2 separate regions of the Homo sapiens genome follow, and region 2 is linked to region 1. Evidence: chromatin contacts called from ENCODE Hi-C or POLR2A ChIA-PET data. All regions are on one chromosome and are shown on one strand. Each heading gives the region's core, a stretch centred on a gene start or an enhancer-like site at or near the end of the contact. The rest is flanking DNA. Distances are from core to core; before and after follow the strand shown. Region 1 overlaps EXD3 (exonuclease 3'-5' domain containing 3). Region 2 overlaps PNPLA7 (patatin like domain 7, lysophospholipase).

Region 1 (7,827 bases), core at 1,353-3,852:
CCTCTGCCTGGGGTCTTGGGTGGTGAGGAGCCCTCTGCCGGGTCCTGGGTGTCGCCTCATTGTATAGATTTAATCTTGGCACCACGCAAACATTTTTTTTTCATAATTAGAAACAAAATTGAATTTAAAAAGCCATCCCTCAAAAGCAGAAGAAAATGAAATACATAAAACATACACAGAAGTATTCCAAGAGACTCTGTAGAGATTTGAAAACACAGTAACTTGCCCCTAGCTCATAGGGAGCCAACTACACATCAAAAATGAAGAAAACCCTGCAATGACGATGCTCTGGGTGACAGTGTCGACGTGGCTCTTCCCAAAGCTTTGTATGAACTGTGGCATAAAACAGATGGATCATTTTGCTGATTTTGTGAGTATGAGAGTTTTCAGCTGACAAAGGAGATACAAAATTAAAATTAAGGATTTTTTTTGTTTTTTAGACGGAGTCTCGCTCTTTCGCCCAGGCCGGAGTGCAGTGGCGCTGTCTTGGCTCACTGCAAGCTCCGCCTCCTGGGTTCATGCCATTCTCCTGCCTCAGCCTCCCAAGTAGCTAGGACTACAGGCGCCAGCCACCGTGCCTGGCTAATTTTTTGTATTTTTAGTAGAGACGGGGTTTCACCGTGTTAGCCAGGATGGTCTCGATCTCCTGACCTCGTGATCTGCCCGCCTCGGCCTCCCAAAGTGCTGGGATTACAGGTGTGAGTCACCGCGCCTGGCCAAAATTAAGCATATTAAGCTTACAAGAAAACTCCAGATCTGAATAGAAAGCTTCAGTATGAATTTCTGATGTATGTTATATATATTTTTAAAAGTGTATTTCCACACAGTCCACTGCAAAGGCCTAGAGACAAGACCCAATCCCATCGCCGGGAGTGCCCTGTACCCAAAACTGGTTTCTACATACATTTTACACTAAAAGGAGCCCGAGCTTTTTGGAGAAATGACTGATTCCAGATCTAAGGTAGAAATGCAGACAACGAGGCCGGAGCGTCTAGATGCTGCAGAAAGCAACAGTGAAGAGCCAAGTGTCACATCCAAGGACTCAGGAGCCAGCAGGGCTCCCACACCACAGGGGGGCAACATGCCAGCCAGGGAACAGGTGCGGAGGAGGACACGGGACACCTTTCCATGCATTCAGAATGGTTCCTTAAAATCATCAGTTAACTTTTTTTTTTTTGAGATGGAGTCTCACTGTGTCGCCCAGGCTGGAGTGCAGTGGCACAATCTCGGCTCACTGCAAGCTCTGCCTCCCGAGTTCAAGCGATTCTCATGCCTCAGCCTCCCAAGTAGCTGGGACTACAGGCATGCACCAGCACACCCAGCTAATTTTTGTATTTTTAGTAGAGACGGGGTTTCTCCATGGTGGCCAGGCTGGTCTCAAACTCCTGACCTCAGGTGATCTGTCTGCCTTGGCTTGCTAAAGTGCTGGGATTACAGGTGTGAGCCACCGCACCCGGCCAAATCGTTAGTTATCTTTAAGAGTGCAAGACCAACTCAAAAACATCAGAGCTAATACTATAAAACTCTTAGAAGAGGCTGGGCAAGGCGGCTCGTGCCTGTAATCCCAGCACTTTGGGAGGCTGCGATGGGTAGATTGCTTGAGTCCAGGAGTCCTAGACCAGCCTGGGCAACAGAGCAAAACCCCATCTCTGCAATAAATAAAAAAACTAGCCAGGCGTGCCTGTAGTCCCAGCTACTTAGGAAGTCGACGTGGGATGATCACCTGAGCCGGGAGGTCAAGGCTGCAGTGGGCCGTGTTTGCGCCATCAGACTCCAGCCTGGGCTACAAAGTGAGAACCTGTCTCAAAAAAAAAAAAAAAAAGACTCTTAGAAGAAGACACAGGGGAACACTTCCTGGCGCTGTATTTGGCCAGGATTTCTTCGATATGACACCGCAGCAAAGGCAGCAAAAGAAACACTGGAGCGACTGGACCCTCATTACAGTGAAATGTACACGTAGGACACTCTGGAGGAATAAAACACCTCAGGGTGGAGACGTCGGTATTTGCAAATCACGTATCTGACGAGGGGTTGATATCCAGAGTATAGGAGGAACCCTATAATTCAACAACAGAAAAGCAAATAATCCAGTTTAAAAATTGAAGGGCAGGGCACGGTGCCTTACGCCTGTAATCCCAATACTTTGGGAGGCTGAGGCGGGAGGATGGCCTGAGCCTGGGAGGCTGAGGCTGCTGTGAGCTGTGATCGTGTCACTGCACTCCAGCCTGGGTAACAAAGTGAGACCTTATCTCAAAAAGAAAAAAAACAGTTGGCAAAGGACTTAAATAGACACTTCTTCAAAGATATACGCGTGGCCAATAAGCACATGAAAAGATGCTCTACATTATTCGTCATGAGCGACATGCAAATAAAAACCACAGTGAGACATCACATCCATTAGGGTGGCCTTTATAAAAAAAAAGGGAAATAAATGTTGGTGGGATGTGGATAAACTGAACTCTCATGCGTCACTGGCGGGAAGGTAAATGGTGTGGCCGCCGTGGAAAACAGTGTGAAGGTTCCTCAAGAAGTTAAACACAGAGTCAGTAGAGGATTCAGCAGTTTCACCTTTAGCTGTATATGCAAAAGAACTGAAAGCAGGAACTCAAGCACATCCTCATACATCAGTGTTCGTAGCAGCCACATTCAAAAAAAAAAAGGAAGGACGTTCCGACACAGGCTACGTCGTGAATAAACCCTTACGACACGCCGAGTGAAAGATGCCAGATACAAATGGGCAGATACTATATGATTCCACGTCTACGAGGTACCTAGGACAGGTCAATTCATAGAGGCAGAAAGTGGAACAGTGGCCACCAGGGCTAGAAGGAGGGGAGGGGAGATAACTATTGGTACGGAGTCTTTTTTTTTTTTTTTTGAGACAGAGTCTTGCTCTGTCGCCCAGGCTGGAGTGCAGTGGCACGATCTTGGCTCACTGCAAGTTCTGCCTCCCGGGTTCACGCCATTCTCCTGCCTCAGCCTCCTGAGTAGCTGGGACTATAGGCGCCCTCCACCACGGCCCGCTGATATTTTGTATTTCTAATAGAGACAGGGTTTCACTATGTTAGCCAGGATGGTCTCGACCTCCTGACCTTGTGATCCGCCCGCGTCGGCCTCCCAAAGTGCTGGGATTACAGGTGTGAGCCACCGCGCCCGGCCAGTATGGAGTCTTTGGGATGATACCCAGTTCTGGAAAGGGGTGGTGGTGATGGATATGTGATACAGTGAATGTGCTAATGCCACTGAATTGTACACTTAAAAATGGTTAAAATGGTCAATTTCGTGTTATGTATGTTTTACCACAAAAAGAAAGAAAAAAAGGGAAACAGAAAGTAGTTACTTCGTGGTAATAACAAATATACACCCATATGATGAGTAAAAACAACCAATATATACCTATATGATGAGTAAAAAACTGATATACACTCATATGATGAGTAAAAACAACAAATATACACCCACATGATGAGTAAAAACAACTAATATACTCCCATAGGATGAGTAAAAACAACAAATATACACCCACATGATGAGTAAAAACAACTAATATACACCCATATGATGAGTAAAAACAACGAATATACTCCCACATGATGAATAAAAACAATGAATAAACACCCACATGATGAGTAAAAACAACTAATATACTCCCATATGCTGAGTAAAACAACTAATATACTCCTATATGATGAGTAAAAACAACTAATATACACCCATATGATGAGTAAAACAACTAATATACTCCCATATGATGAGTAAAAACAACGAATAAACACCCACATGATGAGTAAAAACAACTAACATACTCCCATATGATGAGTAAAAACAACTAATATACACCCATATGATGAGTAAAAACAACGAATAAACACCGACATGATGAGTAAAAACAACTAATATACACCAATATGATGAGTAAAACAATTAATATACTCCCATATGATGAGTAAAAACAACAAATATACACCCACATGATGAGTAAAAACAACAAATAAACACCCACATGATGAGTAAAAACAACGAATAAACACCCATATGATGAGTAAAAACAACTAATATACACTCATATGATGAGTAAAAACAACGAATAAACACCCATATGATGAGTAAAAACAACTAATATACACTCATATGATGAGTAAAAACAACTAATATACACTCATATGATGAGTAAAAACAACTAATATACACCTATATGATGAGTAAAAACAAAAGTAAAAACAAACACAACTGGTAAATAAAGTAAATATACGGGAAAAAACCAAAGGAAACGGGTCAAAGGGAAGAAACAGACTAGTTACACAGGAGCTACACGGGACTACACGGGACTACACGGGGCTACACGGGACTACACGGGACTACACGGGGCTACACGGGACTACACGGGACTACACGGGACTACACGGGGCTACACGGGACTACACAGGGTCACACGGGACTACACGGGACTACACGGGACTACACGGGGCTACACGGGACTACACGGGACTACACGGGGCTACACGGGACTACACGGGACTACACGGGGCTACACGGGACTACACAGGGTCACACGGGACTACACGGGACTACACGGGGCTACACGGGGCTACACGGGACTACACGGGACTACACGGGGCTACACGGGACTACACAGGGTCACACGGGACTACACGGGACTACACGGGGCTACACGGGGCTACACGGGGCTACACGGGAGCTACACGGGACTACACGGGGCTACACGGGGCTACACGGGGCTACACGGGAGCTACACGGGGCTACACGGGGCTACACGGGGCTACACGGGAGCTACACGGGACTACACGGGGCTACACGGGACTACACGGGGCTACACGGGGCTACACGGGGCTACACGGGAGCTACACGGGAGCTACACGGGGCTACACGGGGCTACACGGGAGCTACACGGGACTACACGGGGCTACACGGGGCTACACGGGACGACACGGGGCTACACGGGGCTACACGGGAGCTACACGGGGCTACACGGGGCTACACGGGAGCTACACGGGGCTACAGGGGGCTACACGGGGCTACACGGGACTACACGGGAGCTACACGGGGCTACACGGGGCTACACGGGACTACACGGGAGCTACACGGGAGCTACACGGGACTACACGGGGCTACACGGGGCTACACGGGGCTACACGGGAGCTACACGGGAGCTACACGGGGCTACACGGGAGCTACACGGGAGCTACACGGGACTACACGGGGTCACACGGGACTACACGGGACTACACGGGACTACACGGGGTCACACGGGACTACACGGGACTACACGGGACTACACGGGGCTACACGGGACTACACGGGACTACACGGGGTCACACGGGACTACACGGGACTACACGGGACTACACGGGACTACACGGGGCTACACGGGACTACACGGGACTACACGGGGTCACACGGGACTACACGGGACTACACGGGACTACACGGGACTACACGGGGTCACACGGGACTACACGGGACTACACGGGGTCACACGGGACTACACGGGACTACACGGGACTACACGGGGTCACACGGGACTACACGGGACTACACAGGAGCTACACAGGACTACACAGGACTACACAGGACTATGCAGGACCACACAGGAGCTATACAGGAGCTACACGGGACTACACAGGACTACACAGGACTACACAGGACTATGCAGGACCACACAGGAGCTATACAGGAGCTACACGGGACTACACAGGACTACACAGGAGCTACACAGGACTACACAGGACTACACAGGACTACACCGGAGCTACACGGGACTACACAGGAGCTACACAGGAACTACACAGGAGCTACACAGGGCTCCACAGGAGCTACACAGGAGCTACACAGGAGCTACACAGGAACTACACCGGAGCTACACAGGACTACACCGGAGCTACACGGGACTACACAGGACTACACAGGACTACACAGGAGCTACACAGGAACTACACAGGACTACACAGGAGCTACACAGGGCTCCACAGGAGCTACACAGGAACTACACAGGAACTACACAGGAGCTACACAGGAACTACACCGGAGCTACACGGGACTACACAGGACTACACAGGACTACACAGGAGCTACACAGGAGCTACACAGGACTACACAGGAGCTACACAGGGCTCCACAGGACTACACAGGAGCTACACAGGACTACACAGGACTACACAGGAGCTACACAGGACTACAAAGGAGCTACACAGGAGCTACACAGGAGCTACACAGGACTACGCAGGACCACACAGGAGCTATACAGGAGCTACACAGGAGCTACACAGGGCTCCACAGGAGCTACACAGGACTACACAGGACTACACAGGACTACACAGGACTACACAGGAACTACACAGGACTACACAGGAGCTACACAGGACTGATGGACTTCTCGAGGGCAACAATGGAGCCAAAAGGTAGTGGAGGGTTTTCAAAGTTCTGTAGAGCTACAAGAATAAACCCGGCAACACTCTCTTTCAAGAAAGAGGAAACAGAGCTTATTAGAAAGGAAAAATGGCCCCAATTAAAGAACAAGGAAAATTCATTAACACGAAGGAGTTTGTCATTTCCCAGAGGAAGGTCTGCCATGCAACAAGTGGTCCACACATCATCAACACTAAAAGACGTCAAGACCATAAAACAAACATGATAATGTCTAATTTGCAGAATTAAGGAAGACAGCATCGTGTTAACATTCTGGAAGATGACAGCAGGGAAGGTATGAAAGACAAGTTGACCCTGCAAACGGAATCCAACAGCACATTAAAGCAATAATTCACCATGACCGAGTGAGTTTCATCCCAGGGATTCAGGGGGGTTCAACATGTGCCAGTCAGTAAGTTTGATTCATCACCTAAACAGAATTAAAAACAAAAACTACACGATCATCTCAGTAGATGCATACAAAGCACTTGACAAAATCTAGCATTGTTTTACGATAAAAATCCTCAACCAACTAGGCTTGGAAGGAACATACCTCAAAATGATAATAGCCATATATGACAAACCCGCAGCCAACATCATACTAAATGGGGAAAAGTGGAAACAGTCCCCCTGAGAACTGCAACAAGACAAGGATGCCCTCTCACCCTCCCACACTCACCCTCCCACCCAACATAGTATTCAAAGTCCTGACCAGAACTATCAGGAAAGACAAGAAAGAGAGGGCATCCAAATGGGAAAACAGGAGGTCAAACTATCTCTGCCAATGTTATGACTGTATACCTCGAAAACCCTAAAGGCTCCTCCAAAAGACTCCTCGATTTGACAAATGGATTCGGTGAAGTCTCAGGTTACAAAATAAATGTGCACAAATCAGTAGCACAACGACCAAGCTGAGAAGGAAACCAAGAACTCAGGCCAGGCGCGGTGGCTCACGCCTGTAATCCCAGCACTTTGGGAGGCCCAGGTGGGTGGCTCACTTGAGATCAGGAGTTTGAGACCAGCCTGGATAACATGGTGAAACCCCGTCTCTACTAAAAATACAAAAATTAGCGAGGTGTGGTGGTGCACGCCTGTAGTCCCAGCTACTCAGGAGGCTGAGGCAGGAGAATTGCTTGAACCCGGGAGGTGGATGTTGCAGTGAGCCGAGAGGGCGCCACTGCACTCCCGCCTGGGCAACAGGGTGAGACTCCGTCTCAAAAAATAAAAATAAATAAATAAAAAAGTGAAAAAAGAACTCAATCCTTTTTACAATATCTGCGCAACGACAACACACACACACACACAGAACAAACCTAGGAATGTACTTAACCAAGGAGGTGAAAGACTCTACAAGGAGAACTACAAAATACTGCTGAAAGAAATCATGAATGACGCAAACAA
Region 2 (7,827 bases), core at 2,429-4,928, 210 kb after region 1:
AGATCAGGAAGCTGTGAAAACCACAGGGAGAGGCTGGATGCTGGGAAGCCCAGGTGGACACGCAGCTCCTCTGGCAGGCAGGGGTCCCCGAGGGCTCCCCACACTTGCACATCTTCAGATCTCGGCAGTGCTGTATGTAGCAGCCAGCAATCACACCCAACCCAGCTGTCACTCAGCCACGGAGAAATCAACGGTGGTGTCAACGACTGAACTAGAACGACACCCACTCACGCCAATGAATCTCACGTTCATAATGTTGCTCAAATTAGGAAAGGTGAGGAATCCTGGTGTGATGCCATTTATGAGATTTAGAGTCAAGCAAAATTATACTACATATTGTATAAGTACCAAAGAAAATTCAGAAAAGTAGCTATCTCTGAAGAAAAGAGAAGGTGAAATGAGAGCACACGTGGGTAATGTGAACAGAGCCGGCAGTGTGCATCTAACCTGTGTTCTAGCTAACCAGGGTTAAAACTATATAACCTGGGTTCGAGTTAAGATGCCTGTTTGCTGTGTCATGCCTACTTGTTTTAGAGACAGGGTCCTGCTATGTTGTCTGGGCTGGCCTAGAACTACGAGGCTCAGCAATCTCCTTTCCTCTCCCGAACAGCCAGGACTATAGGTGCCAACCGCCATTCCCAGCAACATCACGCTTTTTTGCGTATCTGCGGTATTTTGTAACAACTTTATAAAAATTAAAATAATAAAGACTATCTCCCATTAAAAATGGTGGGTTGGGCCAGGCACGGTGGTTCACACCTATAATCCCAGCACTTTGGGAGGCCCAGGAGGGCAGATCGCTTGAGGTCAGGAGTTGAAGACCAGCCTGGCCAACATGGTGAAACCTTGTTTCTACTAAAAATACAAATATTACACGGGCATGCTGGTGTATACCTGTAGTCCCAGCTACTCGGGAGGCTGAAGCACAAGACTCACTTGAACCCAGGAAATGGAGGTTGCAGTGAGCCAAGATCACGCCACTGCACTCCAGCCTGGGTGACAGAGTGAGACTGTCTCCAAAAAAGAAAGGTAAGTTGAAGGTAAATGCTTATCTTTGTCCCCTTGTGGAATATACATGCTTATCTCTGCTCTCTTAAAAAGATACAAACCTCCAAGGATAAAGACAAAAGCTAAGAGTAGATAAAAAATGTCACTGAAATTTTAGCGGCTGATGAAAGCAAGTGACAGGGTCATGGCTGGTGGAGCCCTCTAAGGAAAGCTGACACTTGGTTTTAGAGGTGCAGAACCTGGACAGAGAGGACTGGTCCTCACTGCAGAGCCAGAACGAGGCTAACATGCAGGTGAGACGGGAAGAGGGGCAGGCTAACCCCAAGTCACTTTCCTGACCCCAACAGGCTGGAAATGGCTTTTCCCCGTGGCCAGAGGACTACCAGGAACTCTCTGGAGAAGGTGAAGCAAGCAGGTAAGAGCCCAAGGACATCAGGTGTGGCTACGAATCCAAGAACAGTGTCCACTCCAGACGGGAGCACTCCCAGACTCCTCAGTGAGTGTCCACTCCAGACGGGAACACTCCCAGAATCCTCAACAACAGTGTCCACTCCAGACGGGAGCACCCCCAGACTCCTCCCCAAGTGTCCACTCCAGATGGGAGCACTCTCAGACTCCTCAGTGAGTGTCCACTCCAGATGGGAGCACTCTCAGACTCCTCAGTGAGTGTCCACTCCAGACGGGAGCACCCCTAGACTCCTCCCCAACAGTGTCCACTCCAGGCGGGAGGACTCCCAGAATTCTCCACAACAGTGTACACTCTAGACGGGGGCACTCCCAGAGTCCTCCCCAACAGTGTCCACTCCAGGCGGGAGGACTCCCAGACTCCTCCCCAACAGTGTCCACTCCAGGCGGGAGGACTCCCAGAATCCTCAACAACAGTGTCCACTCCAGACAGGAGCACCCCCAGACTCCTCCCCAAGTGTCCACTCCAGATGGGAGCACTCCCAGACTCCTCAGTGAATGTCCACTCCAGACGGGAGCACCCCCAGACTCCTCCCCAACAGTGTCCACTCCAGGCGGGAGGACTCCCAGAATTCTCCACAACAGTGTACACTCCAGGCGGGAGGACTCCCAGAATCCTCCACAAGTGTCCACTCCAGACGGGAGCACCCCCAGAATCCTCCCCAACAATGTCCACTCCAGGCGGGAGGACTCCCAGAATCCTCCACAACAGTGTCCACTCCAGACAGGAGCATCCCCAGACTCCTCCCCAAGTGTCCACTCCAGATGGGAGCACTCCCAGACTCCTGAGTGTCCACTCCAGATGGGAGCACTCCCAGACTCCTCCCCAACAGTGTCCACTCCAGGCAGGAGGGCTCCCAGAATCCTCCACAACAGTGTACACTCTAGACGGGGGCACTCCCAGACTCCTCCCCAACAGTGTCCACTCCAGACAGGAGCACCCCCAGACTCCTCCCCAACAGCGTCCACTCCAGACAGGAGCACTCCCAGACTCCTCAGTGAGTGTCCCCTCCAGACAGGAGCACTCCCAGAATCCTCCCCAACAGTGTCCACTCCAGGCGGGAGGACTCCCAGAATCCTCCACAACAGTGTATACTCCAGGTGGGAGGACTCCCAGAATCCTCCACAACAGTGTCTACTCCAGATGGGAGCACCCCCAGACTCCTCCCCAACAGTGTCCACTCCAGGCGGGAGGACTCCCAGAATCCTCCACAACAGTGTCCACTCCAGGCGGGAGGACTCCCAGAATCCTCCACAACAGTGTCCACTCCAGACGGGAGCACCCCCAGACTCCTCCCCAACTGTCCACTCCAGATGGGAGCACCCCCAGACTACTCCCCAACACTGTCCACTCCAGGCGGGAGCACTCCCAGGCTCCTCAGTGAGTGTCCACTCCAGACGGGGGCACTCCCAGGCTCCTCCCCAACAGTGTCTACTCCAGGCGGGAGCACTCCCAGGCTCCTCAGTGAGTGTCCACTCCAGATGGGTGCACTTCCAGGCTCCTCCCCAACAGTGTCCACTCCAGATGGGAGCACTCCCAGACTCAGACAGGAGCACTCCCAGACTCCTCCCCAACAGTGTCCACTCCAGATGGGAGCACTCCCAGACTCCTCCCCCTCCTCCAACCCAGTGCCACCACAGCAGAACATACGCAGATTCCTTTCTGAGAAGCTGCCCTAAAAAAAAGACCTACAGACCCTGACCTGTAGACTCCCAAACCATGAAGGAAAGAGCCAGCGTCCTGCTCAGTCCTCCTGCAGGGAGTGTCCCCTGTTAACGAGCCCTGACCCCATGCACACGCAGCCTATATGCAGCTTTCAGGTGGATCACGCTGTTTTCGTTTTGTAGTTAACCCATGTAACTCCCACCGAAATCAATATGTAGAACATTTCCAGTAATCTAGATTACCTTACGCCTCCCCGGGTCGATACCCAACCTAAACCCCTAACAGGCAACCACTAATGAGACCTTAACCCCAGCAGGGCCAAACACCAGGACCAAGTCCCTCGAACCGCGCGTTCTAACAGGCAACCACTAATGAGACCTTAACCCCAGCAGGGCCAAACACCAACACCAAGTCCCTCCAACCGCACGTTTTTTGTAAAGGAAGTTTTTTTTGGAACACTAGATGGCCACATTGAGTAGCTGCAAGAGAGACCACGTGGCCCATAAAGCTGAAATATTTACACTCTGGCCTTTTACAGAGAAAGCTGGCTGGCCAGCCTCTGTCCTCAAGTGTCAGTACAGCTGGTAGCTGAGCCTCAGGTGAGTGAAATTACACAGTGTGTGCTTTTTGTTGCTGGCCTCTTGGGCTCCACATTATTTCTGTGAGATGCAGCTATGCTGGTTTGCACACTTGTGTTCAATAAGAACTTCATTCACACATAAAGTGACTGCTGGAGGCAGAAAAGCCCCTGATCAGAAAGACAGAAGCCAAAATAAACAGAGAAGAAAAACTCAGGTCAGAAACAACTCAGGGAGCAAAAGAAAACCCATCTTACTTTATCCATGAAGTAAGAACAAGATAATTTTTAAAAATTAAAACATAAGAACAAAGATACTTTTTTAAAAAGAACATTCAGGGCCAGGCGCAGTGGCTCACACCTGTAATCCCAGCACTTTGGGAGGCCGAGGCAGGCGGATCACAAGGTCAGGAGTTTGAGACCAGCCTGACCAACATGGTGAAACCCCGTCCCTACTAAAAATACAAAAATTAGCTGGGCATGGTGGTGGGCACCTGTAATCCCAGCTACTCGGGAGGCTGAGGCAGGAGAATCGTTTGAACACGGGAGGCAGGAGTTGCAGTGAGCTGAGATCACGCCATTGCACTCCAGCCTGGGTGACAGGGCAAGACCCCGTCTCAAAAAAAAAAAAAAATTAACAGAAAAAACCTCTTGAAATGAAAAATATGACAGAAATTAAAAATTCAATGGAAGATTTGGAAAATAAAGTTGAAAAAATCTAGAAAGTATAACAAAAAGGCTGGGCATGGTGGCTCATGCCTGTAATCCCACCACTTTGGGAGGCCGAGGCGGGCAGATCACGAGGTCAGGAGATCGAGACCATCCTGGCTAACATGGTGAAACCCCGTCTCTACTAAAAAATACAAAAAATTAGCCGGGCGTGGCAGTGGGCGCCTGTAGTCCCAGCTACTCAGGAGGCTGAGGCAGGAGAATGGCGTGAACCCAGGAGGCGGAGCTTGCAGTGAGCTGAGATCGCGCCACTGCACTCCAGCCTGGGCGACAGACCAAGACTCCATCACAAAAAAAAAAAAAAGAAAAGAAAAAGTACAACAAAAAGACAAAGGTGGTGTAGAATAAAGACAATTCTAGATTTCTAAGGTTTCCAAACATACACCTCCCTGGCATCCTGTCTCAGGAAGTGAATGGAGGATTTGCTCCACCAAAACACGCCGGCCGAGAAAGCAGCAGCAAGAGCCCTGTGTAGGGGAAGGAAGGGTGGGTGGTCCTGGGATGGCGTCTGGACAGCAGGCCTGGGGAGGGTCCGACTGGGCAAGAGGATGGGGGCTCCTAGCAGGGGCGCTTCCCAGAGCAAAAAAGCATTCACGGAGCCGCTGGTTCAGGCGTGAATCTGTAATGGGTGCATATAAAAATCACCAAGAGGCCAAAAATAAGCCGCTGGTTCAGGTCGTGAATCTGTAACAGGTGCACAGAAAAATCACCAAGTAGCCAAAAATAACACAACTGTTAATTCCAAGAAAAAGAGAAAGTTGCAAGAAAGGAAATTTAACTATAGTACACTACATAGCTCAGCTGTGAATAGTATCCATGAAGTCGAAAGAACCGCCCATGAGCGGTGCAGATGGGAACGTAGCATGAGGCATGGGGGCAATCTACGGAGCCACACTTCATCTCCCATGACAGGAAGCATGGGGGCCATCCACCGAGCCACACTTCATCTCCCACGACAGGAAGCATGGGGGCCATCCTCCGAGCCACACTTCATCTCCCACGACAGGAAGCATGGGGGCCATCCTCTGAGCCATACTTCATCTCCCACGACAGGAAGCATGGGGGCCATCCTCCGAGCCACACTTCATCTCCCACGACAGGAAGCATGGGGGCCATCCACCGAGCCACACTTCATCTCCCACAACAGGAAGCATGGGGGCCATCCACCGAGCCACACTTTATCTCCCACAACAGGAAGTCAGTGTGTCTAGAATGGATGGGTTAGGAAACAGCAAGAAAAGCTGCTCAGAAGGAACCGAAGCGTTTTCAGTGTGAGGGGACAGACGGCCACTGTTGATAAAACTTTAAGTATGTTTTTAGAATCTGTCCATGTTATTTTGCAAGAATTTAAGTTTTGTTAAAATGACAAACACAAAAGTTTGATGAGGAAAAACGATGTCACGGCAGATGATCAACTGATCACAATACAGAATTACCTCTCTCAGATATCACCCCCATTTTTTTTTTTGAGACAGAGTTGGAGTGTCACTCTGTCACCAGGCTGGAGTGCAGTGGCACAATCTCAGCTCACTGCAACCTCCAAATCCCTGGTTCAAGGGATTCTCCTGCCTCAGCCTCCCGAGTAGCTGGGATAACAGGCACCCGCCACCACACCCAGCTAATTTTTGTATTTTTAGTAGGGATGGGTTTCACCATGTTGGCCAGGATGGTCTCGATCTCCTGACCTCGTGATCCGCCCACCTCGGCCTCCCAAAGTGCTGGGATTACAGGCGTGAGCCACCGTGCTCAGCCAATCACCTCCCATTTTTTACTCCCACTACACTCAGGGAAGATCCATTCCCACCCCTAAGGGAGAGGGGCTGTGACACCAACGCGGATGAGACGGATCGCAGCAGCTGAGAGGAACCCGGCCCGTCTCAGCGCACAGCTCCCCTCTCCTGGAACAGGCATGGCTGCACTGTGATAAGTGAGGCCCAACCTGAATATCACAACAAGATCAAGATCAGAAAGAACAAAGAAATAATGGAGAAAGCCTCTACCCCAGTGAAGCTATTTTTTGCTTAAAGAGAAACGAATCATCCAAGGTAGGTCGCATACAGATGCCCCGTGCTGAACGGGTTTACGTCCACGTAGACCAAAGCTCCTGTGGTCCTTTCCCAGTTTTTCTCAGGCCCACAGGTGCCCCTTACACATCCAGGAGTCCCTGAGAAGCCCACCTCAGCTCCAGAGACACACTAACCAGAGGCTCCAAAGAGGTGCACAGAGGTGGATCTGGTGGCTGGGACCCCACTCTGCCCCAAGCCACGCTGGGGGCTCCCTCGAAGATGAGCACCGGCCTTCTAACGGCAGGTCAGCCTTGCTCAAAGGAGGTGGGTGTCTTCTCCCTCCCCAGGCCGGCAGCCTCCCCAGCACAGGCCACGCGTCACGTGAAGATACACAAGTCCCAGGGAGCACAACGAGATGCCGAGGTCCCACCCACGCCTCCACCCCAGGCCCCAAACAGCTCAAAGCGCACCTGTGCCCATCTGCCGGGGAGCAGAGTGAGCACCCTGGACACCCCGATGTCTGGCTGGAGCTTGTTACGTCCTTTCCGAGCAGAGGAACATAGGATGGGATCAGAGGACACCACCCAGGCTCCAGTGCGAGGTTTCATGCAAGGACCTAGCGCTTGGTTCTGCCTGAATGCATCCGAGCCAGGGTTCTGGTGAGCTCTAGAAAACTCTCCTAACAAAGTCTAGAGAAACTGAGGTAGAAGTTACCTTGATACACAGCTAACAATGAATGCAAAAGGTGTAACTCAAAAGAGTAAGATTAAAATCAGTTACCTCTTTTGAGTTGAGAGGCATTTAGCAAAATTCAGCTAATGGACACTAAAGATTTGTTTCACTGCATGTAGGTTTTACTCAAAGAAAAAAAGATTAAACACACATTAAATTCCAGTTAATGGGCCAAGCGCGGTGGCTCAGGCCTGTAATCCCAGCATTTTGGGAGGCTGAGGTAGGTGGCTCACTTGAGGTCAGGGGTTCAAGACCAGCCTGGCCAACATGGTGAAACCCCGTCTGTACTAAAAATACAAAAATTAGCCAGGTGTGATGGCACATTCCTGTAATCCCAGGTACTCAGGAGGCTGAGGCAGGAGAATTACTTGAACCTGGAAGATAGTGGCTGCAGTGAGCCAAGATCGTGGCACTGCACTCCAGCCTGGGCAACAGAGCAAGACCCTGTCTCAAAAAAAACAACAAAATTCAGGCTGGGTGCAGTGGCTCACGCCTGTAATTCCAGCACTTTGGGAGGCCAAGGCAGGCAGATTATGAGGTCAGGAGTTGGAGATCAGCCTTACCAAGGCTGTTCTCTACTAAAAATACAAAAATTAGCTGGGCATGGTGGCGCATGCCTGTAATCCCAGCCACTCGGGAGGCTG

Evidence for each region. A loop is a pair of places that touch in the nucleus more often than their neighbours do. ChIA-PET counts read pairs that join two places held with the same protein, here RNA polymerase II (POLR2A). Pooled maps may share reads with other maps.
Region 2: a loop to region 1 is called in a pooled map, with 2.2 times the contacts of the local background. The contact joins two enhancer-like sites. A Hi-C loop is called at or near these places in 1 of 37 single-sample maps with no recorded cell type and 1 of 50 pooled maps. POLR2A ChIA-PET finds 5 or more read pairs at or near these places in 4 of 52 experiments (B cell, activated B cell, activated CD4-positive, alpha-beta T cell and 1 more).

What each region holds. Positions count from the first base shown.
Region 1 is chr9:137,324,274-137,332,100 of GRCh38, forward strand. The region is part of intron 17 of EXD3 (exonuclease 3'-5' domain containing 3); the gene reads right to left. Among named protein-coding and RNA genes, the nearest start is that of NRARP, 26 kb to the left of the region's middle. Within about 2 kb of position 2,603, at least 3 of the 41 ENCODE cell types and tissues checked have a DNase peak (open chromatin) inside an H3K27ac peak, as active enhancers do; they include B cell, where a contact is called at or near this core.
Region 2 is chr9:137,531,418-137,539,244 of GRCh38, forward strand. All of the region lies in intron 8 of PNPLA7 (patatin like domain 7, lysophospholipase), which reads right to left. Among named protein-coding and RNA genes, the nearest start is that of PNPLA7, 15 kb to the right of the region's middle. RefSeq lists an enhancer at 3,466-3,525. Within about 2 kb of position 3,679, at least 7 of the 41 ENCODE cell types and tissues checked have a DNase peak (open chromatin) inside an H3K27ac peak, as active enhancers do; they include B cell, where a contact is called at or near this core.